Linked DNA regions of Mus musculus: region 1 is linked to region 2. The links are chromatin loops, found by intact Hi-C in ENCODE. Cell type or tissue: gastrocnemius. All regions are shown on one strand. Each heading gives the region's core, and the rest is flanking DNA. Links, peaks and the distances in the headings are about the cores only.

Region 1 (2,907 bases), core at 244-2,743, 180 kb after region 2:
GCCACTCACCTACTCAATGGGAGTTAAGAAGAATTTAGCGCTGCAGCCTTCAGATCCCCAGCAGAGGTCCAGGCCCCTTCTTGACCTCCTCGCGTCCCTTATATAAAAGCAGCCCAGGCTACTCCCAGTTTCTGCCTCCTCACCTTAGGCTCCTCCCCAATCCCAAGCCATAAAGCACCGGGAGCCACACACCCACCTTCCGCCCCCAGCACGAGGGCTGCCTACTCCCGTGAGCCGGGCCCTGTGCTCGCCCCCTGCTTAGATTGAAGAGGGGCACTGGCGGGGCGGGGCCTTGGCGACAGTGACCCCGCTTTCCTCACACCTGGTGAGCCCCGGGCAGGGGGCCGTGGGCCAAATCGCCTCCGTGATCACGGGCGCATCCTCCTCCCCACCCTCCGACCCCTAGAGCCTCAGGGCGACCGGTGGCTGCTGGCGAGCCCCTCTCTAAATCTGTCACCAGGATCCGCACAATGCGGTCCCCAACGCGGTAGTTCTGGAGACCTGGCTTTCCTGTCAGGGTCTGGAACAGGGGCAACCCTGTTCCGCGCTCACACACATGCCTGCCTGCGCACCCTCTCAGGGAAGCACTGTGGCCCTCCGCACCGTGCCGGTGCCCCTCACGAGGACAGTCACCCTGTCAGTCACACTCGGCTCTCCAGGAGGGTGACCGGTCCTCAGCCGAGACCCCTCACTCTGTCCCTGAGTCCGCGACCCCGCCCCGCTATCACTCTCTCGCTCTTCTCTTGTGTGACTTCTCCTCAGCCCGCGCGATCCCCTCAGACCCAGACTCTGTCACCTTGTCTGTCACATTCGGTCCTGTCAAGAGTTTGCCTTCTCCTCAGCCGGGGTCCCTTGAGTCAAGATTCTGTCACTTGGTCACTCTCCGTCCTGTCGGAGTGTGGCTTTCCAGCCCGTATCCCCTCTAGTCGAGACAGGGTTAGGCTGTCAGTTACGCAGCCCTGTCAGAATGTGACTTCTCATCCCGAGTCCCCTCAGCGGAGACCCAGTCACCTAGCCAGTCAGATCCAGACCCCACAAGCCGAGACCCCCCCTCACCTTGTCTGTCACACAGTCCTGTCAGAACGTGACTTCTCAGCCCGCGTCCCCTCAACCGAGACCCCGTCAGGCTGTTGGTCTCACAGGCTCCTGTCAGAGTGTGACTTCTCCTCAGCCCGTCCCCTCAGCCCGGTCACCTTGTCGTCACACTCGGTCCCCTCAGGCTGCGCGCGACCCAATACCCCAGCGCAGCGCCCCAGGTCTCTTCTTCCGCGTCCCTCCGGCGGGCCGCGTGGCCCGGGGCGACTCTGACCTGAGGCGGCGGCTTGGCGGGTGCTGTGCGTCGGTGAGGCCGACCCGACCCGAGCGCCCCAGGCGGCTGCCGCTCTGAGTGCGACGGGCCCCGCCTGGCCGGCCGCGGACCGGAGGAGCCGAGCCGAGCCACCCGGCCGGACCGGGGGCGGTGCCCAGGGTGAGGCCGGAGGCCCCGCGCCCGCACCCGGAGGCCGGCGCCCACGAGGCCCGCGTGGCCCTCCCGCGCCCGGCGCCGTGCGCTGGTTACCTGGCCGCCTTGCTCCTCACAGCCGCTGGGAGGCGACCCAGGAAGGTCCCGTGTCCCTCAGACCGATGTCCATGTCCATGTCTGTCATGGAGAAGTTTGTTTTTTTCCTAGATGTGCTTTTCATCTCTCTCTCTATATATATACCATATATATTTATATATCATACATAACATATATTTATATATCATATATATGATATATGATATATAATAGATACACACCCATATATATATTTATATGAATTAAGTGAATTTAGGATCTCCCTTTTTTCTTTTTTTCTTTTTATTTTTAATCTCAGTTTTATTTTTATTTTTAATCTCAGAATGTTATGAAGGCGAATGCCTTAATCAACAGACTTTAGTGCTAATCATTTAATTTCCTTTTAAAAAACAATTGTGTGTGTATGCACGTGAACGGAGGGAGAGGTGTGGGCTCCCCTGGAGCTGGAGTTACAGGTGGTTGGTGCTGGGAACCGAACAAGGGTCCTCTGGAAGAACACAAAGTGTTCCTAACCGCTGAGCAATCTCTCCTGCCTTCAAACTATTTGTTAACCTTGTTCACTGGCTTTTTAAAATTCTTTAGCACCATTTCTTACATAGGAGACCTTACACATAGGGTGGAGAGGGCCTGAGAATCTCTTGTTTTTAAGTTAGACTATTGGAGCTTCTTGCCTCGGGAGCCTGAAGCCCACATGATAGACAGTTCCTTTTCTTGCACTCTTTCAGCTCTCACAGTCATGATCTGTCCTAAAGATTCACATTCAGAAAGCTTGCAGTGTCCAGGACACCAAAGGCCGTTCTTTTATCCTTTTCCAATCGTAATGATGAAGACCTTGCTCTATGTTTTGCTCTCCTTTAGGAGGCACTGGCCTCTGGAAATTTATAATTATGCTTCTTGCTCAAGATGCTTCTCCACTCTTAGCATCCTTATCTGTTGGGAGGTAGGGAATTCTTTATTCTTCTGGTACAAACCATCCTCACCAGACATTTGTGAGTATGACATTATAAAGAAAGTTCAGAGCTTGAATCAACAGATTCATGTCCTTCCACATTTTTTTTTTTTTTTTGGTTTTGGTTTTTTGAGACACAGTTTCTCTGTGTAGCCCTGGCTGTCCTGGAACTCACTTTGTAGACCAGGCTGGCCTCAAACTCAGAAATCCTCCTGCCTCTGCCTCCCAAGGGCTGGGATTAAAGGCATGTGCCACCACTGCCCAGCATCCTTCCACTCTTAAGTCCTCAAATAATAAGACACAGGTCAGGTTCATATAGGGACTCTAAAGGCCATGTTACTAACCATGCAAAGACTCCATTTCCATGCCTGTCATTAAGTGGCCATGTTGACTTGGGTCA
Region 2 (2,907 bases), core at 103-2,602:
AACTGTTAAGTTTCAAATTTGGGACAATAGGCTGAGGTGCCTATTTAACATATCAAAGTAGACCTGGCCACCAGGTTCTTCCAGCATCCCTTAGTCCCTACCTGTTACAGGATATGGCTGCTATGCCCCTGCCCTCTACCCTGAACTCTCCAGCCCAGGGGCTGGGCTAGGGCTGCCCTTTTCCCAGAGACTCTTCCCTATGTAACCCAGATATTTTGGTTACCTGCCTCTCCTTTTGGGCCTTTGGCCTCCTGGCTGTTGTACTTGGTTCCTGTCTCTCCTTTTCCCTCCCCCCTCTCCCCATATGGTTCAGGTCATGACCACTTTGGACTCTCCCAGATGTCTCTGCCTCTGGCTATCTCTCCCTTATATCTATAATAAACTTACTCCTCCACCATACTTAGGAGCAGTTATAACCTTGTCTTCCTCCCTCCCTGCCTCTCTCTCTCTCCCTTCCTTCAGTTTCTTCCTTTCTTCCCATTCAGAAACCGTCTGATGTTGCTGGCTTCAAACTCTGCATGTAGCACAGAATAACCTTGAACTCGGATCTTCATCTCCCAAGTATTGGGATTATAGGCATGAAATTTGGTGTATAGATTCGACAGTTTTCAAGGCTGAAGTTCGAGGTCAACTAGATGATGCCCTGTGTTTTATCTAGCCATCCTGCTCACCTCTACTATGGCCATTGTGTGGTTGTCATAGCACGCCTGTGAGTTGGGTGCTATCACCTCTGTCTCTGTTTCGGGTAGCTGGGACCAGAGCAGGCTCCATGGACTCCCAGCCTCAACGGCCTCATGGGACTCTAGGGCTTAGCTCAAACACCCAAACAACAAGCATGCAGTGTTGGAAAAAAAAAAAAACCAAAAAAAAAAAAAAAAACCACGACTCTGTTAAGAGTTGGTGGGAGGGCAGGTGATGGCGGTGGGGCCCTTGATGGACTAGGAAGGCTTCCTAGAAGAGCTGGCTTAGAAGCTGGGGGCCTGATGGTTGTCTGGAGCACAGGGCTGGCCACAGTGAGAGGCTGGACTCAGCTTGGAGGTTCAGGGAGGAGCTGGACCTGGCCGGGGCAGGAGGTCGGAGTCGAGATAAGGCCGGATAGGCAAGGTGGGGCGGATTGTGGAGGAGCTTGAATTCCAGGCTTGGCTTTCGGACTTTACCCCGCAGACAATGGGGAGCCGGCCGCATTTCTGAGCAGGGCTGGGCAGACCCTGTCGCACCATTGTTTTCCTGAGAGGCCGGACCCTGCAGTGTTGCATCTCAACCACGAGATGGCGGCATTTCAGCAAATTTCAACCACTCCAGGTGAAGCCTTGTGCTGATGGGCACCATCTTCAACTAGAGCTGCGGAAACACCAAATCTACCCGACCCAGGATGCGATCCAGCTTCATCCTGCTGGCAGAACAAGCCTTCCTCAGTTTTGAGGGAGAATCTGTTGAACCACAGAAAAGGAGAGGCCCGTGTTGCTAGACGCCCTATGACCACTCGACCACTTTTCCGGGGTGGGGGCCACTCCTGTTTCACCTATAAACAAGGGTTCCGCATTAACTTGGGGCCACGTGGTGAGGGGCGAGCAGCGAGCCCTCGAGGTTTGCTGGGCCTTTGCATGGTATCCAGCTGCTGCCTTTAGGCTATTGTGGTTGTCAGAAAAAAATAAAAACCCAACTAAAACAACCCAGATCACCATAGTATTATTGAAGAAGTCACCTGGCCCATTTCCACTCCTTTTTTTTAGAGGGACAGGAGCTTGATCCTTTTCAAGATCCTCCAAGTTAGAGATCAGAACACTGGCTTCACTAGATGCAAACAGGTAAGTGACTTGTCCAAGGTCACACAGAGCTGACACTTGCTCGAGGCGATGCTGGATCTCAGGTTTATTATGCCCACCTCTCTCTGCCTTCCTTTAACAGCCTAACACATCCTATTGTGGGGCTAATTTCTTAGAGAAACTTGTGTGTACTACTCGTAGACATACAAAGATCTTCTTTTTAAAACCGTGTCTGCATATGTGTCTTGTGTATCGGTTTGTGCACAAGAGTGCGGGTGCCCAACCAGGCCAGAGGTGGGATCCCCCTGGAGCTGGGGTTACAGGCTGATGACTGTGAGCTGCCCGACGTGGGGACTGGGACTGGGACTCTGCAGGACGGAACAGTGAGCGCTCTTAATCACTGAGCTGTCTCTCAGCCCAAATGCCTTTTTAAAGAAAAATATTTTATGTATATATGTATGTATATATGTATGCATGGGTCAAACTGCTTGGCGAAGCCAGAATGGGTTGTTGGATCCCCTGGAGCTGGGGTGACAGGCAGTTGAGCCACTGGTGGAGGTGCTGGGAATAGGACTCAGGTTCCAAGGCAGAGCAGAAAGCACCCTTACATGCGGATCCCCCCTCCAGCCAGACTTCTCGTATAAATCAAAATGTGGCATGTAGTTGAGTGTGCATGTGTGTGCCTGTGCATTCGTGTGTGCATGTTTGTGTATGTTTTGAGAGAAAGAGCCTAACTGTTTCTCCCTATATGGATGGCACAGTCATAAAATGCGCCATAGACACACACTGTACAGCATCCTTAGAGTAGAATACTGCATGGCAGTAGGCTGTAAAGGTGAACAAACTAACTTACTAACACGTTTCTCCGTCAGCGTATTGATAGGCAAATTTTAAACACATGATAAAGATACAGGATAATATATAACCTTATGAAAATTAAAACACAATGTATCACGTATTGGATGTACATGTAGATATGTTCATATACCAATGCCCAGTCATCTATGGTGCCCAATTGGCAGGGGATAAAGGGGCTTTAATTTTGCCTCTAATGCTTCATTTCTTAAAAACAAAACAAAATCCATGGAAATAAATCTGGGTGGTGGGTATGGAAACCGATCGCCATATTATTTCTCCTGTT

The links. Peaks named below come from ENCODE experiments on the same cell type or tissue, not always from the same donor. Only the 100,000 strongest peaks of a DNase experiment are listed, where the experiment ranks them.
Region 1: a loop joins it to region 2, with 2.2 times the contacts of the local background. A loop is called at or near these places in 11 of 42 quality-filtered maps.

The regions. Positions count from the first base shown.
Region 1 is chr6:115,359,520-115,362,426 of GRCm38, reverse strand. Pparg (peroxisome proliferator activated receptor gamma) reads right to left here and starts at 78. Exons shown (of 8, transcript NM_001308354.1): 1 at 10-78. In gastrocnemius, for the core only: a CTCF peak has its summit at 1,591; DNase peaks (open chromatin) are centred at 390, 604, 1,313 and 1,520; H3K4me3 peaks cover 1,542 bases; H3K27ac peaks cover 1,465 bases.
Region 2 is chr6:115,537,442-115,540,348 of GRCm38, reverse strand. It overlaps Gm36355 (a long non-coding RNA gene), which reads left to right. Exons shown (of 7, transcript XR_869382.3): 3 at 1,165-1,302; 4 at 1,734-1,808. Among named protein-coding and RNA genes, the nearest start is that of Gm36355, 5.8 kb to the left of the region's middle. In gastrocnemius, for the core only: a CTCF peak has its summit at 1,256 (motif pointing right); a DNase peak (open chromatin) is centred at 1,262; H3K4me3 peaks cover 285 bases; H3K27ac peaks cover 390 bases.